2 separate regions of the Mus musculus genome follow, and region 2 is linked to region 1. The links are chromatin loops, found by intact Hi-C in ENCODE. Cell type or tissue: heart. All regions are shown on one strand. Links, peaks and the distances in the headings refer to the core of each region. The heading gives the core; the rest is flanking DNA.

Region 1 (9,690 bases), core at 2,587-5,086:
TGATGGTTTGTTATACAGAACTGGAAGCAGGAAGGCTGAGACTCTTCTAGTCTCCCGTCAGGCACTGGGTATTAAGCACCTCACTTACAGTGTGAGTTTTCCAGATTTTCGGTTCTAAATATAAAAGCTTGTAATTCTGTAAAGTCAAGCAAACCTTCCAGAGAACCTGTTTTATTTCTCCTAGTGATTTATTCCTGTATTTTTGTGGCTCTAAGGATTCAACTCATGCAGGCTCGGCAAATATTTTACCACTGAGAGGCTTCTCCAGCTCCATATCAACTTTCTCAAGGAGTGCATTCAAGACCCTGTAGCTATGTTGGCCTCAAAAAGCGGCGGTGGATTGAAATATCAACTCTGCCCAGTTAATCCCCTGAGCGAGCCACTTGCTCCAGCACTCACAGGCACAGGTGTGGGTGCCCCACATTAATCCTGCAGGGCCCAGAGTGGTTCCAGCCCAGTCCAGCTCCAAACACAAACCATGTGCAAAGACTAGCGTGTCAGGAGGCGCTCTCCTCAAGTCCAAACTGGCAGGCCTTGATGCACCAAGGACCTGGAAACATCTGCAGTTTTGTGACTCTTCCCTGTTTCCATTCCCACAAAGCTTCCTGTGCCTGCTCGGATCACAGAAAGGTCGCAGGCTCCATCTGGCTACCCTGCCCCCTCCACTCTCTCCCTCATCGCTCTCATCCCCCCTAAGGACTTTCTGCCCATTTTGTCACTTCCACCTGTTCTGACAGGTTCCCCTGCCTGACCTCAAGATAGCCCTTGGGGACATTAATCATATAACAGCCGGAGCCGTGAAAGAAACAAGGGTTTGGCTGGATACTGTTACCGTCCCTGTCACCTACTAATCATGTCTCATGACTCGGAAGGGCTTAATCAGACGGCCTGCCCTCTCATTAATCATCTAGGCTCACTCAAACTTCACAGAGAGATTAAAGTTTAGTCTCACTGGCTCCCCATGCCTCCTCCCACTGCAAGCTCCTCTAAAAGTTTCACCAGGGGGAGGTCTCAGGTTCCTCCTGCTTTGCCAACTGTCAGGGTGACTGCAAGGGTCTGATGCCTACCAACTGCACGCAGCTACACACACACACACACACACACACACACACACACACAACCCCCCACCCCCCATCTCTTTCTACTTCTCACCTTTCTAACCATCTCACAATTCAGGGACACAAAGCTCAACCTCCCATGAAATGGGAAGTTTGGGGACCATCAGATCTGGGAAGTCAAACAAAAAACCCGGAAGGACGGAGGAGCTCTTGAACCACCTCAAAGAACTAAGGAAAAGGACGTCCCTGTTTTGTCAACAGCAAAGGAAAGTTAAGCAAAATATTTGTCAACGGTTTCTTCAAAGGGGCGGAGGCGCAGGCAGCTGAGTAATGGTTCCCTGGCAGCAAAAGCCCTCCCCACTCAGAAGGCGCCAGCAGCCCCACGTCACCCGCACTTGCCACTATGCTGAAAGGAGAGCTTCCAGTGGGTCAAAAATAGCCTGCATCCTTTACAAATTTGTTTTAGACCAAAATAAAAATGATGGGAAGAACACCCCAGAAATACCTGGTACAAGAGAGCAGAATGCATTGCTGGTTTGTCCCAGTCCCTAGTACCCTCTGGATTGTAACTCTCTGGGCTTCAAAGGGCTGGAGAAACAGGTCCCAGCCAGAGCCTGCAGCAGCAGCTGCCCGCCCCCTCCCACTGTTGGCTTTTTGCTCACTCCGGGTGCTGTTGACTTATGAAGTGCTGTACAATTATGGGCAACAAGGATAATATTTGCCCTCAGAGTCATGAGAGAACAAATATTTTATCAACATCTAAATCATCTCTCATCTGGCAGGAGAGGAGGAGCGCCCGGGCTCAGTGGTACATGCTTAAGCCGACAGAGAGCCGCCTAGGGAATCTACCTGTATCAACTTGACCTAACAGAATCTGGGACTATGCCCATTGCAACCAGCCCTCCCTGAAGATCCACAGTGCCTGTATCCTTCCAGGCACTGCCCACCATCACGTCTTATCCCACAATCACCACCAAGGAAGGTCCTGTCCTGAGGCTGTGTTCATTTCCAGAAATAGGAACTAGACTCCAGGCTTGGGAAGGTGGGAGACTTCTGTAGATATTTTGGGGGGCAATGAGGGCTTGCCCTGTTGTTGTGTTTGTTTCCATTCACCGATCCTCTGTCACTAGTCCAGAAATGACAGTAGGTGGAAACACTATCTTTCATTACACAAAGTATAAATAGTGTAATCTATCAGCGCCGTCAATCACAATGATTGATTACACGCTGTCATAGAGAAGAGTGACATATTAGAAAAGTTTTGTTAACAATGCCTATTGCTAGTCAGCCTGCCACCGAGGCTGGTGATTAATGTGTTGTCAGCCTGTAATCCCACACCCTTGGCTAATGAGGCAGGAATTTATCATCTTTACAGAGTGGCAGATGTCAGGGAGAAAGGAATCCAAGTGCTGGAAACAATATACTTTTTCTTACTAGGCCTGACAAGTCTGACAGGCCGAGAAAAACCACAAAGCAGCTTTGTATAAGCACCAACCTAAAAGAGGAACTTTTCATTTGGCATCTTAGCTTTAAATACTGCTGTAAACCAGCCTCCGTGGCTTTGGGATGGGGTAGGGTGGGGGGGCACGATTAAAAGAGCTCACAATGAGAAGCTCTGTGAACTTTGTACCTCATCCTCACAGCCCCAGACCTGGGAAAAGGTTACCATGGCAAGCAGACAGCTTTCTTCTTTGAGAGAAGCTGGCAAGAACTCTTCACTTTTACCTGTGACCTTGGGGCTGAGGAAGCAGGGGGTAGGGGGGTGGGGGAGCTGGAGCTGAGGGGTAACCTGCTCCCCCATCACCACCTTGTGCTGGCTTTTACCTGGAGACAAGGAGTTGTGTTCGGAAACACTGCTCCGGTTGTTTTGTTTGGTTTTGTTTTGTTTTTTGTTTGGTGGGGGGCGGGAGGCGGTGTTGGGAGGGAGGCAGGAAGCAGGGAGAGATGGGAAGGCATCTTCTTATTGGCCAAGAAAGGCAGCATGGTGGACAGGGAAGATTCCTGACTATGCCTCTCCTCAGATTTCCTCACTTAACTTTAAGGCAGTTTCAGATTGGATTTTCACTCGCTTCCCTACCATCTTTCTTCCATCCCAACATTGGTTTCTCTTTTTCATCGGAGACTAGCAGGCCTCCAAGCCCAAGAACATGTAAGCAGAGACAAGAATGAGAAGAGGCTCCCTGAGACCCTTTTAAGAACCGCTTATTCGCTTTGTGACCTCTCCCTTAATTCTAGTAACTTAAAAGACCCTCTGGGGCACATGCTCAATTGTCTAAGACAGTCCAAGATGCCTATGCGTATTTCAACTTGACCTGACTGTCCACTCTGTCCCAAAGACTGTGTATATCCTACCTACCGTGGAGACGTTCACACTTCCCAGACAACATCAGAGACACTGTTGACTAGAAAATTCAAATGCTACCACCACCACCACCACCACCACCACCACCACCACCACCACCACCACCACCACCACCACCACCATCATGCCCCCCTCTTTCCTGAAGCCTTCTGCCCCTGGTTAAGTTGCAGGAAGAAGTCAAAGGGGAGTGGCCTAAGTCCTCCAGTTTGGAAACTTTGTTCTTCGGGAGCCTAGCCAAAATGTCATGTGTTGCTTATTCTCACGTCAGTTTCCAAGGAAGGGGGCAGATCTTCAGTGGCAACATTCTGACAGATGTAACCCTTTTTCAAACACATACCTCCACTAATGTACACAAATTCGAAGTGTAAAGAATAGGGGTGGGGCTAGGGGGGCAGCAAGGAGAAATGCTCTGCCTTCTGTCAACGGCACCCTAACACCCTCAGGCTAGAACACACAGCAAAGCCCTGGGTAATTTAATCTCCAAAGGCAGCACTCTGGTATTGAAATTGCACTAGGATCTCCAGAGCTGGGCCACACCCAGTACAGTGAGAGATGGCTTTAGCAGGCCAGGAAACCGTAGGCCCAGAAGGAAATAAAGGGTCACACCCAGGCCTTGTGGGTCTTCCCCACCCCTAAGGTGTTGATGGCTGCCAACCTGGGAGAAGTACTTCCCGAGGAACAGCCTGGGGTCAGAGGCTGGACAGTGGGAGGCTCTTTGTGCCTGCCCTCCTTCTCAGGCTCTTTGTGGGGATCAGTGCAAGAGGCAAGCTGAACCGTGATGTTAATCAGGCAGTACTGAGTGAAGGGTGATGAAGGCCGGCGCCAGCTCCACTCTGCCTGTCCAGGCTGTTCTGGCCAGAGATCTCCCTTGGTGATAAGCAAGAGAGCTGTGCAGCTACCCTTAGGCCCCTACCCTATAGTCCCTGATGTGCACACAGTGAGGACACATGGACCCTCCACCCCAGGTCTCATGGCAGAAGCTAGGGCTCCCCTAAACTCCTTATTCACCTCAGCAAGGAGGCAGAACCTCCATCTGGCTTTCCTGCCACCAGCTTCTTCCCCCTCCCACTCCCCTACCCCCGCCTGCACTCCTTCTCGTAGCTTCCATTAATTCTTTCAGCTGGCAATTTCCACCCATCTGACGACAGATTAGAAGTAGAATTCAAAAGGAAAGTCACTTGACCTCCCATAATGTGCTTCTCTTAATTACATTAAAGATTTTCAAATGTGGGCATACTGGCTTTGACAGGTGAAGTTTTAATCAACTTCAGGTGGCTACATTTAACTGCTCCCTGGACTGGAGCCGCAACATTGGCTGCACCCAGGCTATCCAACGTGGTTCTAATTTAAATGACTAATTTTGACACGAGGAAAAGATGAGCCCCCATGGGAACCCCTACCCACATCGGTGGGGGAGATTTTCTAAATTAGAATTAATGCAGCAAGCTGAGGCATGGCTAGAGCTTCTTCTTCTTCTTCTTCTTCTTCTTCTTCTTCTTCTTCTTCTTCTTCTTCTTCTTCTTCTTCTTCTTCTTCTTCTTCTTCTTCTTCTTCTTCTTCTTCTTCTTCTTCTTCTTCTTCATGGTGGGGGTGGCCCAAATAAATAGCATTGATCCTTTGTATATGTCTGCACATAATTACACTAAAGGCTTTCTTGTGTGTTAAATTATACAAACTCTTCAAAAGTGGGTACCTAATGTCTTTTTCTAAAGCTGTGTTATTATTTTGGTCAGAAGTTATTTAAATGAAACAAATGTGATTTACTAAACCCTGACATGTTTGTACAACCGCACAGAATGTGCACGGAGAGCCTCGTGCTTGATGCTCACCCGCACTTTCTTGGTTCTGACGTGGTGGCCTGGAGCTTGATGTTTAGGTGTGCTCGCTTACAGGACAGCTCAGGTTTTACAGCCAAGTCATAGATTACATTGTTCTCTCCCCAAATGCTTTAGTCATTCAGGAGATCACTATTGAGTCTCAGTGTGGTCTAAGCATGACGGTGGGCAGGCAATGGAGGTATAAGATGGGGTGAGGGGGCGGGGCTATGCAGTCCCTGGCTTAAGTTACTTAAAAGATTAGATAAGGAAACACAAGAGCAAAATGACACAGGAAGCACACTTTCCATTACAAAGGCAATGGGATGAAGGAAAAATAAGCATGCTGCTTTGAGTATCCATAGCAGAGCCGAGATCTGATCTTGGAGCAGGAGAAAGACAGGTGAGCTGGGTTCTAAGAGAAAGTATCTCAAGAGTTTCAGGCAGAGAAATAGCAGGGGCAGAGGTCCCTGGGGGTTAGGGAGTAGCATCCAGGGGCTGCAGAGGTGAGGGATTCGTGCCAGGGATAAAAATAGATAAAAATGGATGGCTTGTAGCTAGAGTAGGTGGCAGGAGCACTGCAGGTGCCAGAGGGTGGCACATAATATATTTATACTAAAAGCAAGACTAAGCCTATGCAAGAGTTGAAGCAGAAGGATGCCTTGTTTTGTTTTTTGTTTGTTTGTTTGTTTGTTTTTTTAATTTGGCAAGGAACTATTGAAAGAGGCAGAGGAGGCCATGACAGAGGCAAAGATGATGGAAGTGGGTCTCTTCAGAGGCTTCGTAATGATCCAGGACTTAACCAAAGTCACTCCATAAAGTGGTCTTAACGCTTAGGGTGATGATAAAGAATAGACTGTGTGGCTTGGGGAAAAGGAGAGTGAAGAAAATGGGGTGATGTTGGGATGAACTGACCAGCCCAAATTTTCAACTTACACAGATGAATGAGGTGGCAGAGCTGGCCCCCAAGAGCCCAGGATATATGAAGGCAGACCAGCTGTGAGCATGAAGAATGTCAGGAGTTTGGGAACATGGAGACTTGTCAAGAAGTCTAGGCTGGTCCTTGCGGAGACCAGCTCAGAGGAGGACTCCCTCCTTGACATTTACACGGTTCCCACCAAAACCCTGGACATGAAGGAGACCTCCAACAGGGACAGCACAGTCTGAGGGAAACAGGCACTTGACTCATCATTGAGAGACTTCCACATTCACTGGCATGGGCTGGTTCATGGTTGGGAGGGTACATGTGTCCCAAGAGTCAAGGAAAGAGAGTGGCTCAAGAAGGGTGTGGCCAGGCCTGACATCCCAGCTACCAGGGAGGCTGAGAAAAGGAAGCCCTAAGCCCATTGCTTGCATGGGCTGCAGAGTGAGTTCAAGGACAACATAAGCAACTTAGTGAGTCTCTCTCTGTCTCTAAAAAGAAATCCCCCCCAAAACAAAAATAAACAAACAACAACAAAGAATGTAAAGAGGACTGGGCTGCACATAATTGGTTCAGTGTTTTCTAGAAAGCATGGAGCTTGATATTCAATACCCAGTGATACTGCCTCCATCCCCCAGAAGAAGAGAAGGCTTCCAATGATGCTAAATAGCTAAGAGGGGCACTGAAAGGCATCTTTGGTATAGTAATAGGGACATCCCTGGGAATAATGCTAGCTCAGGAAATAAAGGGGGAGAGGCAGCAAATCCACAGGAAGGCAGACTGGAGTAAGCTACCAATTGAACAGAAGGAAAGAAGAGGGGCATTATGGGAATAGACAGAGCTTTTAAAAAGTCCCACACTAAAGGGGATAGAAGAGGCTGGAGGGAACTCAGTTTAAAGATCAGGCCAAGGGTGATAAGGAAACCTGAATTGTGAGGGAGAGGCGAACTCTGCAGTCTAAAGCAGAAAACTGATGTCATTGATCAGATGGGTGGAGGACCTCATTGTGGACAGGAGGCAGGTTTGACTGATAGAACTGTGTGTTTTACAAAACAGAAGATTTCTCCTGGGGCTGCACCGAACATTTATTTATCAGCAGACCAAAAGATGCCAACAAGAATGGGGGCCTGTTCTACAGAGTGAGTTCCGGGACAGCCAAGGCTACACAGAGGGCATCAAATGATTATCTCCACTTGCATGTGAGGAGGGGAGAAACAGACAGGTCACAGCTATCCATAGGAGAGAGATAGCTGAGAGGATGACCATAGCACTGCCATGTTCCTGGAGCTTATGACTGTTCATCGAGGGAAGGCTATGGCCACTCCTGGGAATAAGAACAAGAACAGGGCAATGTTCTGATGGCCACATTTTTCCATCCTTTCTGTCCTTTCAGTACTAGGCTCCCACTGCTCAAGAAGAAGATGAAATGTATTAAACTATGTCTGGCCTTGTAGGCAATAAAGAGAAAATATATGACTATTATTAGTGTGTGACTCATAGGCATTTGAAGAGATTAAACATATTTTACAAAGAAACGTCACACAGCTGGGCTCAGAGGTAAGGAGCCAGTCAGGGTGGACTTCTAGGAGGAGGCAGGTTAAGTAAGACTTGGACAAGTGCCCAGGAAAGGAGAAGCTATGGAGTCCTACTTCACACCTACACCACTCATATATTTTTCTTGCCAATAATATTTCACTGAAGAAAGATAAGAAAATTCAAGGAAAACATGAAGAAAATACTATTCACCTGCAAGGGCACTGTGGTGGTTTGCATGAAAATGTCCCCTATGAGTTCATACATTTGATTACTTTGTCTACAGTTGATAGAACTCTTTAGGACGGATTAGGTGGTGTGGCCTTCTTGGAAGAAATGTCACTAGGCTTGGAGATTTCCAACGTCCATATTTATTCTCAACAAGCTCTCTCTTCCTCCTACTTGTAGAAAAGAATGTCGGCTCTCAGCTATTGCCCCAGTGCCACGCGATGCGTGCTGTCTTGTTCCCTAGCACAATCGTCATAGACTAATCCTCTGAAACTGTAAGCTCCAAATGAAGCATTTTCTTTGGTAATTTGCCTTGGTCAGCCTGTGTCATCACAGTAATATTTGAAAACACACACATGCCCACACATACACACTTTTGTGCATACATCCAGATGGGACATGAGACTATATTTACTAGTCTGGGATTTTCTTGTGATTTTTCTGCTTTGAATATTAAGAGTAATTTATGTTACGTTCATACATAATTAGAAATAAAATTGCCACACAACTCAATCAGTGACAGCTACATCTAGTCGGGACATGGGTGGGGCCTGGGCCAGGTGTCCCAGTGACTTTCTCATGACAGATGTGTTGATGGAAGGCTAGGATCAGAGGTCTATTACCACAGAATGCCTTTCTTGGCTCCAGCAAGCTCTCATCTGACCCTGAGAGTCAGAGGAACGTGCCTCTTGACCACAAAGACGAGCTTTGGCTAAAACTTTCCTCTACAGTTGCTTTAAATATCACAGTAGTTTGCCTTCTCATGCTGAGTACTGGCACTGCACTCAAGATAAAGACTTTATGATTTTGGCTTACCTTCTAGAAAAGAATCTTTTCTTCCAAGGAGAGAAATATCCAAATATAAGATGCCAGTAGTAACCATGAGTAACAGAAATTTTTATACAAGGAATCTTAAAAAGAAACAAAAGCTCAAAGCTCTAACCTGCAGTGGCAGCACACACCTGTAATCCAAGCACCAGGGAGACTGAGATACAAAGTCTGCCATAAGTTTAAAGCTAGCCTAGGGTACATAGTGAATATCGGGTCAGCCTGGGCTACAGAGAGTGAGCATTCTAAAATGAGAAACACAAACAAACAAACAAACAAACAAACAACCCATTTGTGATGTGTTATGGGAAGTTTGCTTCCCCAAAGATATGTTTGCTAAGGAATTAGCAAGCCATGTGTGCTGGTACCAGTCTCCCATAATCCCAGCAGATATACTTGCAACAACCCTATGTATAAAAATGAAAGTGTTCCTCTGCTTACAGCGAGAGGTCTGGAGCACCAGAAGCCAGTGCTCTCTGAAAACCAAGGGTGGGGGTGAGGAACCATGCCTTGGATGGATCAGACTTAAACCGAACCTTGAAAGAACACTGCGGAAGCTTGGTTTGGTGGCATGTGGCTGGAGTTTCAGTGCTTAAGAGGATGAGGCAGGAAGATTGGCATAAATCTGAGGACAGCCTGTGATGCCTAGGAAGATGCCATCTCAAAAGCAAACAAATAAAAACAAAACATCACACATAAATAAATATATAAATAAATAAATATGTAAATATGTAAATCTGTATGCAAGGGTAGGAGCAGGGTATCCAACAGGCATGGTAAGGCATTCACACCCCCTAGTGCAGAAGGACCAGGGAGAGGCTGTTAACAGAGACAAAGAGAATTGCAATAGAGGAAGACCCATCTTGATCTTCTCCCAGAGGGACAAGGGGTGAGCACAGATCCAAGGAGTGATTCCAATGCATTCCAGAAACAGTAAGACAAGTG
Region 2 (9,690 bases), core at 3,972-6,471, 110 kb before region 1:
ATTTTAGTTATATCTCCCTGTTTGTCTAATTCAAATGCACCAGTATATACAAACAATGTGCATAACTTGGCTTAGGATTTCACTTGGGGGTGCTGTGAGAAAAGTATGCACTCAGTAGACATGACATCGTGAACTCTGGTTTTATTCAGTGGATTATTTTGTAGAAGAGGAATATGCTCAACTGTGAGCAGTTTAAGATGCTCTGGCTATGGGCTATGCTTCTGAAGATGTGATGGCTCAGCGATTAAGGGCACTGACTGCTCTTTCAGAGGTCCTGAGTTCAAATCCCAGCAACCACATGGTGGCTCACAACCATCTATAACAAAATCTGATGCTCTCTTCTGGAGTGTCTAAAGACAGCTACAGTGGACTTACATATAATAAATAAATAAATAAATAAATAAATAAATAAATAAATATTTTGGAAAAAAAAGATGTGCTGGCTATGCTGTGAGGTTCATTAGTCTAGGTATATTCATTGCATTCGGACTCAAGGTCATTTCAATTGCAATGAGTGTATCAAGATCTAACCCTATTGTGAACTGAAAACCACCTGTAAGTCATTCTAAACCACTATGAACTTTCTATTCAAGAAGTGCAGATGATGTCACACATGCTGGACAATCCTTTGCAGCTGGAGCTCTCCACATTATGCTCCACAGAGAATATAATGTATATTGACACATAGGTCTTTAAGGTACACTGATATATAGTCAATTTTATTGGCAATTAAAAATATTATTAACCTTACTGAAAAAAAAAAGAAAAAATAGTGATTATTTAGTACTTTGATAAAAATGTTCTTCCACACAGTACTCATGCTCACTGCCTGAATTATCAGGGAATGCTGGTAATACATTACACACTTGACTTTGGTTCATCTTATTATTTTTAAACTTTCTACATACAGTGTATTTACTTAAGTCTGATCTTTGTAAACCAAGCCCTTTCAACCTACGTTTCACGCACTATACAAGAGACTCGCACAAAAAAATTAGAATCCTCTAGAAGGTCCCAACTGAAATAAATCAGAGATGTTGAATGAATATTTATTTTATACACAGAAGAAACTTCCCAGAAAGATAATTTCCATATTGACCCCAAGTTTCTAAATTTTCTAGATAGAGATTTTAGGATGTTTGGTGATATGTAGCCCCTTAGCACCAAAAGATAAAAATAACTTTCCCTGGAGAATCAGCCCTCAACACTATACTCAGTTCAATTTGATCTAAAGTCCTTTTGCAATTCCAGAAAATAAAAGAATCACTTTAGTTCTCTGGACTAAGGCAATCCAACACACAATAGCCTATTTCCAATTAATTTCCCATTAATTATAGCCCCATCCCCTTTAAGAGAGTACGCATAGTTTAATACATCAGGGAAGATTAAAGCTTCAGGTTTTTCTTGGGAGGCCAAAAGAAATTACATGAGAAGTCAACATAATGTAGGTTGGAGCTGGTCATGTGCTACTATAGATCTCTATTAAGTCATTCCCATTGACTGTCCACCTGACGTGGCTACATATTTTATTCATTTGCTTTATAGCCGGTCAGTTGTATCTTAGTAAATTCAATACCCTTCAAACTGAAGTATACTTTATTCTCTCCAATATGTGCCTTTCTGCTATATTCTATTCCATTTGGTATACTTCCCAATCAATTCTTTTCTGAGCCTCATTTCATTCTGCACAATATATCCATTCTTGGGATTTATATCTTTCAGAATGATTTAAATCTATTTTGCTTGACACTGCCTTAAAGCTACTGAATGCACCATCCATTCCCATCCACTGGGCCATGTGGCCTGGCGCACACTCCATCTTCTTGGTTGAGGAAAGACACGCTTTTAGCTTGGTGTGATGTGAAATGATGCTTGCTTTTTATCTATGCTGGCAATGGTCACAGAGTGGGTGAGAAATAAGAGATCTCAGTAGCCATGTATGTGAATGCCAGGGTATGTTAGGAACTCAGTCCTTCCATGGTTAACAGTAGTCTGCTAAATCCAAAGTCATCTTCCAAATCAATGCTCCTGAAGTTTAGGTTATGTCACCAAGAGATGAAACACAACATACAACAAGACCCCCTTGTAAATTATTGCTGGTATAAAGAACAGCTGGGGGTTGCCTTTTTGGTAGCAGTCATTGTGCATCTTACTAGACTTGAGTTGGCTATAGATTTTTATGATCATCCTAAGACTTCAAAAGTTCACTTTGCTCAACAGGATGATTTTATTCTCCATGAAGAAAAGGACAAAAAGGCAGTAAATGTCATACCATTCTAGTGACCTTGTGTGTGTCTTTCCTATCCAACAGAACTTAGAAAGGTATTGGGGAAAAGCCCAGTGGGAAGACAGGTAGAAAGAGAATAACCTGCCTGGTGACCATGAACAGGCAAGTTGGTTTGACAGGGGGACTTAAATAGCAAAAAAGTCTTCTTCATTTATTCAACAACAAAAAAAAAAAAAAAAAAACTGAGGTTAAGGTTCAGAGGACCCCAGTGGGTAGCCTACGGCACCATGGCTATATCCCAAAAGCAAGGAGGAGCCCTAAGGGATTTGTAAAAGGGGGAGTTGACATCATAAAAGTACACTGTGCTTATAAAACAAGTCATAACTTCCTAAAATAAAATGAACTTGAAATAAAGTCATGGTGGTCGGTAACCAAGCTCAGAATGTGGCATTGGTACAGAACACCTTGTTGGGAGTAAAGAATGGACCAAGGAAGAAAGAAAAGGTTTTTTTTTGACAAGCAGAAAAGTGAAACAGCAAATCATGTTGGATGCATATAAAACTGGTGGCATTACAGTATGGACTGTACAGCATAGTAAACACCAGCATGATCAAACACAGCAAAGGAGAGGGTTGGTGGGGTGGGGTGGGAGCTATGTGATTGCAAGGAGAAGGTGACTGTGCTTGGTGTGAGCTAATCACAGCCATCCAAGATTGTAAACCTACAAGTCCCTTGACTCAAAATGAGAACAGTATTTGAACAGGCATTTACTCAAATCGAACAGGAAATTCAAGGAAGATGCCATCTACAGGGAAATTCCAGATCAATATCTATCAAACTTAACACCAAGCAAGGCTGAAGAAGATTAAGGAGTGGGCAACAGACAAAGACATCAAGTTAACAGCAGTAGAAAGGGACCATTCGGCTGGACTCTGGACGCAAGAAGTCACTTACCACATGTCAGTGTTAGAGCAATGAAAAGGGCAGCAGTATGCACAAAGCCCTGGCCTCCATCTCCAGCATATTAAATAGACACACACACACACACACACACACACACACACACAAAATCTAAAACTACATAAAATAAGCATTTTAATGAAAAATATTTTCATATAATATGTTTTGATTATCTTTATCTTTCCCCTCTTCCAATGTCTCCCAGGTCCTCCCAAGATTCTCAACCACTCAGGTCTCTCTCTCTCTCTCTCTCTCTCTCTCTCTCTCTCTCTCTTTCTTCCTTCCAAAGATTTTCACTATATGCCTTTCATCATATTTATAGTCTTACTAATCTACCAAATTCTAGAGACAGAGAGGCAGAGAGACATAGGCAGAGAGACAGAGATCCACTCATCCAAATCGATTAACAGCATATTAACTGCACCAACCCTGAATTCATATCCTAAGAATGGAACATTTTCCTGCACCTTCCTACAGGGTGTCAACTGCCATCCTTGCCTCAAGACTGAGACGTAAATTCAAGAAACCCATGTTCAACTAGCAGGTGAGACTTAAAGGCGAATGTTCACTGAGGTGAAACCGCTTGTCTTTTAGACTCAGGACTGGGAAAACCATTCTGGGTATCAGCTCATGTCAAACCACATCCCAACAGGCTCCCTTGACTCTCAGCTTCATTAAGGTAACTCACAGCAAATGCTCAGAGGCTATGGATTGCCTCCAACTAGTTCCTGGTTACAGACCGTGATGGAATGAGAGACAGACACTTCTTCTAAGTAAGGTCTCATAACTCTACTCTGAACCTGCATCTGCGGCTGGCATCCCAGGTGATTATGTCAAAGTACAGAGGAGGAAGCCACAGCAAAAAAGGTGACAATTTCCATGCCACCAAGTTTTCAAAGAACCACATTCAAGAACTGTTCTGTGCTTCATGCTTTAGTTACAGGAATTTGCGAATCCTCCCAACACCCAACTATAGAAGCCCACACCCCAGCTGTCCAAACCATCAGCATCAAACAAACAGCAGGCTTGCTCATCTCCCCATCAGGACAAAAGCAAGGAGAATTGCCAAATTCGTTCACAAAACATTTAATTTATAACAGTTAAAATCTGGCCTCTGACCAAGTCCAAAAGAAGTATGTCTTATTTCACTCGCTCTTGAATATGTCTCCTTTAGAGATAAATAGCACTGAGTACTGCCAGCTCTCTCCTCAGTTTGGTGTTTTGCTTAGTTGGGCTTGTGACAAGCCAAGAGTTGATGTATCTGCTTGAATGTGTAATTTACCTCTCTGGTCAACTTAGCTTTTTTTTCCTTGACAATATTATGTCAAACAATCACATCACAACTGGCTCTGATCTCTTTGTTGTTAGCTAATAAATTAGAGAGTATTTATTATCTGCAATCCTCTTTTCCTCTTTTAATGGTGACACATTTGTGGTGAATTACAGGGCAGCTTTATAAACTAGGCTTGGGGCCAGTCACAGGCCCTGCATCCATGTGAATGTTCCTTCTCCCGGTTGGCCTCCCAGACTGGTGGTAAATCAAGGCAGCTGCCAAGACACACTCGTTACTGTGCGTCATTGGGGAGAGCAGGAAGCGTTGGGGGTATAATTCTGTCTATCAAACTAATATGTTATATCAGTAGCTTTGTAATCTTCTGCCATAACTTATGGGAAGTGACACCTAAGAATTCACTTTGAAGGCAATGTGTTTCTCAGACTTTAAGCCAAAGCAGACCTGATTCAAGCAACAGTTCTCTGTTTACACGGATGGCTTCCTAGGTCTGGAGAATCAGGTCCCTATCAATGTGGCAAGACTTTACACATCCAGCCACAGGCTCCTTTTCTTGTTTAGAGCACTCCTGGCAGGATTTATAAACCTTTCCAACAGGTTTCTTCTTGTCTTTTCTCTTTGTGACCCTAGCCTTTCACCTTCAGTAGCAAGATGGATAAATGCACTCCTTGAATGTTATCATGACCAAACAGACCTCTCTGATGGGCAGGAAGGAATGGCCACCCCACTTCCCTTCAAACTCTGCCTTGACAAATGTGGGAAACAGCTGTTTGGGACAGAAGAATTCTCCCAGTGATAAGAACAGCAGTGTCAGCTCTGTGTTCTTGTTACTAAACAACCATGTGACACTGAAATGAGGAAGAAGGAAGCCTTAGGCAGACAGCATAGTGCCACAGCCCAGATGTTGGAGCCACCATGCTCTGAACCCCAAATTTTTCCTCTCTGAACTTATCCATGGATTATCCCTGCCACCTTGCCCCCCTTTACCTGCTGGCTGTTTTTCTCAGCTGGCCAATGAGAGAAGCACTTTGGGAGAGATTAAGTAGTTCTCAGAGCTGCCATCTGATGGGAAAAAAAAAAATCTCCAAGAATGGTTCAAAGGAGTTAGACCTCCTCCAGGCACAAAACTAAATATGCACAGTAAAGAAATTTGAAAAATGCCTGTCCTTGCCATCCCGGTCCCTCTGTGATTGATGGCAGAGAGGGCTTGCTATGATCATTTTACTCTGACAGGTCCCAGGCATAAATCCCACAGAGTTGCTGCTCTCCTCTGACAGCCTTCTGAGGGCTCCAGTTAGGAACAGGAAACAGGCCTCTATTTTTTACCCTCGGTGCTCCTTCAGGTGCAAAGAAAAGACAGCATGGAAAAAAAAATTCCTTATCAGAGGGAAAACCAGATTCAAAGCACTCTTCACATTTATTCATCAGAAAGAATGGCCACCAGACAAGAATGGGGCCTCAGCCCCACTTCTTCAAGCTTAAATTTAAACCTTCCAAAGAAAAGCTTTGAAACCTTCTCAGAGTGAGGAATGGACCACCCCCAACACACACACACACACACACACACACACACACACACACACACACACACACACACTCCTTTTCTACTATAGTGTGGCTCTCCAAAGTTCTGTCAGTATTTTTCTTTAAGGTCAGTCTTGAAATCCACTGTGCCTATGTTGTGCCATAAACCCCATTGCTTAAAAATAAAAGTGTGAAGTACATAGATACTCTAATATATTTAATTTACCAGCATTTATTGTGAACTTGCAGTGTGGTGACCTCTGTAAGTCATTGCGCCCACAGAGTCAATGTCACCAGCTTAAATAACCAAAGCCTTGATCAACAGCTGCACACATAAAAAGTGTCTAGGTGATGGTTTGGTTTTTTTTCCCTCAAATTTGTTTTTATCCTGCTGAGCTGTTGGAACATCCAGGAGTCAGAGTATCTTACTATAGGAAGCTAAACAAGGATGGCTCAGGAAGAGATCCCTTGTTAGAAAAACCAGACACAACTGGATTGCAAGGGAAATATATGATTGACCCTAAAAGCAAGAGGGGTTTAAATGAGCCAGGACTCACTCTCAACAGCATTTTGGCTGATCTTATCTAAAAGGCTGCACTGTCACCTAGTAAAGGTAATGAAATGGTCCAACCCAGGCAAATGGTCCAACCCAGGCAAACATCTTTAAAGGAGGAACATTCTGCACTGCCTCTCACACCTTTCTGTAACTGGATCTTTGTCTCTAATTATTCATAATTATCCATCTCCTCATGAATGTGACAGACAACTTTCTCTTGGCTGATGGCTTCCTTCTTAGCACTTGTCCATAAAGAAAGCTGTAAATGAATGAAGCTTTGGCTCAGTGCCACCACCCTACTAAGCCAGGTTTTGGGGACACGGGCTCCAGGGGTGCTCTGCACTACTGTTAAACCATCACAGATACTTGTTGGTCACCAGGGAAAAAAAATGATTCCACGTTGGCATTCTCACTTGAAGTCGTATTGTTAAGTCAGGACTTCGCCTGAGCCTACAGCTAGAGCCTCATTTTCTGGGGTCAATATGTTTACAGCTATACACATGTTAGGGAGGATCCAACTATGCCCGGGGAGTTCTGATAATTGGTGCCTGGGTCGGCCAAGAAAACTCAGTGGGGGAAAAAAAATCAGAAAAGAAAGAACAATTTGCTCATAAAATTAGGGAGGAATAGATCAGCGGTTTTTGTAAAGCCATAAAGCAGCTCAAGGAAGTCTTGAGAAAAACAAACTCCCTAAATCACTCTCTCCCTCACTCTCCTGCTGCTCCAGACAGCAAACAGGATATGCTTCCTTGGAACTGTCTATAAATTTAGGGTGAGAAAAACAAATCAGATCTTGTGGACAGAGCACTAGGCTGCAAGGAACATGGTTAGATTTCCCGTCTACTTGGAGGAAGACACCCAACAGCATTTTCTCATCAAATATTGGTGATAAGAAAGGCATTTAGTGCTCCAGGGGATGGGGTTGCTGTGGGTGGGTGGTATGACATTAAAAAGTTATAGCCAGTGTCCTATAAAACATCGCAGGCCCATCCACACATGCTCGCTCTGTTCTCAAGCCAAGGATAATAGTATTGCAGTGCAGCACCATCAGCATTAGCTGGAGCAGAGATGTCCTTTTGCCAGAGAACTTTAGAAACACAGTTCTTAATCAGTGGAGATGCCATGAACTTCTTTAGGGTGCATAGAAAAAAGCTAAAGCTAGCCTATCATTTCTGAAAATCCAGCTCTCTTGAGGTCGATCTGACCTTACCTTCTTGCCCCAGGTTCTTCCTCCAGTGTCAAGCTACTTCTTGCCAATCTGAACCTAAGAAACTGGGTTACAAAGTACAAAATCAGAAATTAATTGCTGCCCAAACTTGAAGGGACATCTTTTAGGGCATAAAGAGAACATTTGAGTACTCTAAAAAGGGGACTTGATCTTGAGAAAGAAGCCTGGGGTGGGGCAAAGTGTTACCTAGCTATGGCGGAGAACTCAAACTGATTTTGTAGATCAAGGCATCTCAGCCTCCATTTTTAATACTTTGCACTTCATAATTCCTTCCTTCTGAGAACTCTTCTGAGAGCCTTCTGAGAGATCACAGATCCTTAGCTAAAGCCTTGTGTATGAGGTAAGCACACATCTGCTCCAAAAGAATGCACTTTTCAATGTCTTCAAGGGACTGGGAAGAGAGTTCAGCAAGTACCATGCCTGGCACTGAGGCATGTAGACCTGAGCTACAGCATAGCATGCACATTAAAGCTGAGCATGCTGGCACATCTGTTATTTTTGTCATGTGACCCAAAATAGGGGATCCCTGAAAATGTTTGTTCCACTATCAGTGGAATGAGTGAGTAGCAGGTTCAGTGAAAGACTCTGTCTTGGGGGGAAAAAAAAAAAGGTGGATGTCAAAGAAGATGACAATGCAGACCTCTGGCCTGCACATATGCATTCACGCATGCACCTGACTGCACATGCATACACAGGAACACACAAATATCTATAACACAGACATCTTCAGAGATCATTAAATAGACATCAAGGATGTCAAAGGATTTCCCTAGTGGAGAACCATTGCCCTAAACTACTGGGCAAATCCATTCCAGAAACTCTCTGGGCCTGGTTTAAAACAAAACAAAACAAAACAAAACAAAACAAAACAAAACAAAACAAAATGGTTTCCTAAGGATCTGTCCTCATGTGTTCTTTGCCATGATCCGAGAAAACCTGATTCTTCTGCATGTAATAGCAACCTTGTGCTTGGGCTTCTTAGTAAAGGCCAATGTTGGTTCACTGTAAGGTGAACGTTAGATCTGAAAAGTAACTTCTACCATTATACTCAATGAGCTAAGGAAAGAGACAGCATCAAAAGAGTCGAGAGTCATGGTTCACCATGAAGGACAGACCTGTGGAGAGGCTTCTGAGGAGAGACATGGCCACAGAAGAGGCATAGCCACTGTTCTTGGATGCAGGGAGACATGGTAAAGAATCTCTGCTTCTTTCTCCCTTCTTACAAGTAACTTCTCATTCCCATTCTGTGAACTAGTGAACTGTAACTAGATTCTAGTTGGCAGAGGATTCTAACCAATGAGGGCACCTTCTGCGACACACAGAATCATGCAGGAGAGGGCCCAAAAATGCATCCCAGAGCAAGTGAGCAAAGACTCAGTGTGACTGCCATCACACTTGGAAGACGAACTGTCTGCTTAGTGTTTCCTAGCCGATGATGCAGATTTAGATGATCATGGGAACTTCTGGACATAAGGCCTACTTTGCACATATAGGGTCATAGAGATAGACACTGAAGGTTCCAGGGCCTCTCTGCTTCCTTTCGAATGCTCTGTTTCTGGGTCTGCTGAGATGTGGATTTCCTCTGCATGCACTTGCTACCATGAATTTAAAGATGACTTCCCTATCATGAAGGACTGTATCCTCTTAACCTGAGAACCACATAACTTCTTCCTCCCTTAAGTTGATTCTACTGGGTGTCTGGTCACAATAGAAGTAACACATACAACTACCAAGTCCAACTTAAAGGGCAAGCAAACACAGTTTAGACTCCATGGGTAGAAATAGAGAAACACTTAAAATGAGAGTAAGGGAAAAAATAGCTTAAGAGAAAACATTCCCCAAAATATCTTCCAAAAGTTCTCACTCCTCCTCCTCCTCCTCCTCCTCCTCCTCTTCCTCCTCCT

What was found. Hi-C counts contacts between places; a loop is a spot of excess contacts. Peaks named below come from ENCODE experiments on the same cell type or tissue, not always from the same donor. Only the 100,000 strongest peaks of a DNase experiment are listed, where the experiment ranks them.
Region 2: it touches region 1 in a loop (2.9-fold over the local background); 2 of 42 quality-filtered maps call a loop at or near these places.

What each region holds. Positions count from the first base shown.
Region 1 is chr14:22,642,492-22,652,181 of GRCm38, reverse strand. All of the region lies in intron 5 of Lrmda (leucine rich melanocyte differentiation associated), which reads right to left. Among named protein-coding and RNA genes, the nearest start is that of 4930405A10Rik, 100 kb to the right of the region's middle. In heart, for the core only: no CTCF peak of the experiment used is centred there; a DNase peak (open chromatin) is centred at 4,031; H3K27ac peaks cover 1,710 bases.
Region 2 is chr14:22,755,416-22,765,105 of GRCm38, reverse strand. All of the region lies in intron 5 of Lrmda (leucine rich melanocyte differentiation associated), which reads right to left. All of the region lies in intron 1 of Gm30926 (a long non-coding RNA gene), which reads left to right. Among named protein-coding and RNA genes, the nearest start is that of Gm30926, 41 kb to the left of the region's middle. In heart, for the core only: no CTCF peak of the experiment used is centred there; DNase peaks (open chromatin) are centred at 4,735 and 5,275; H3K27ac peaks cover 730 bases.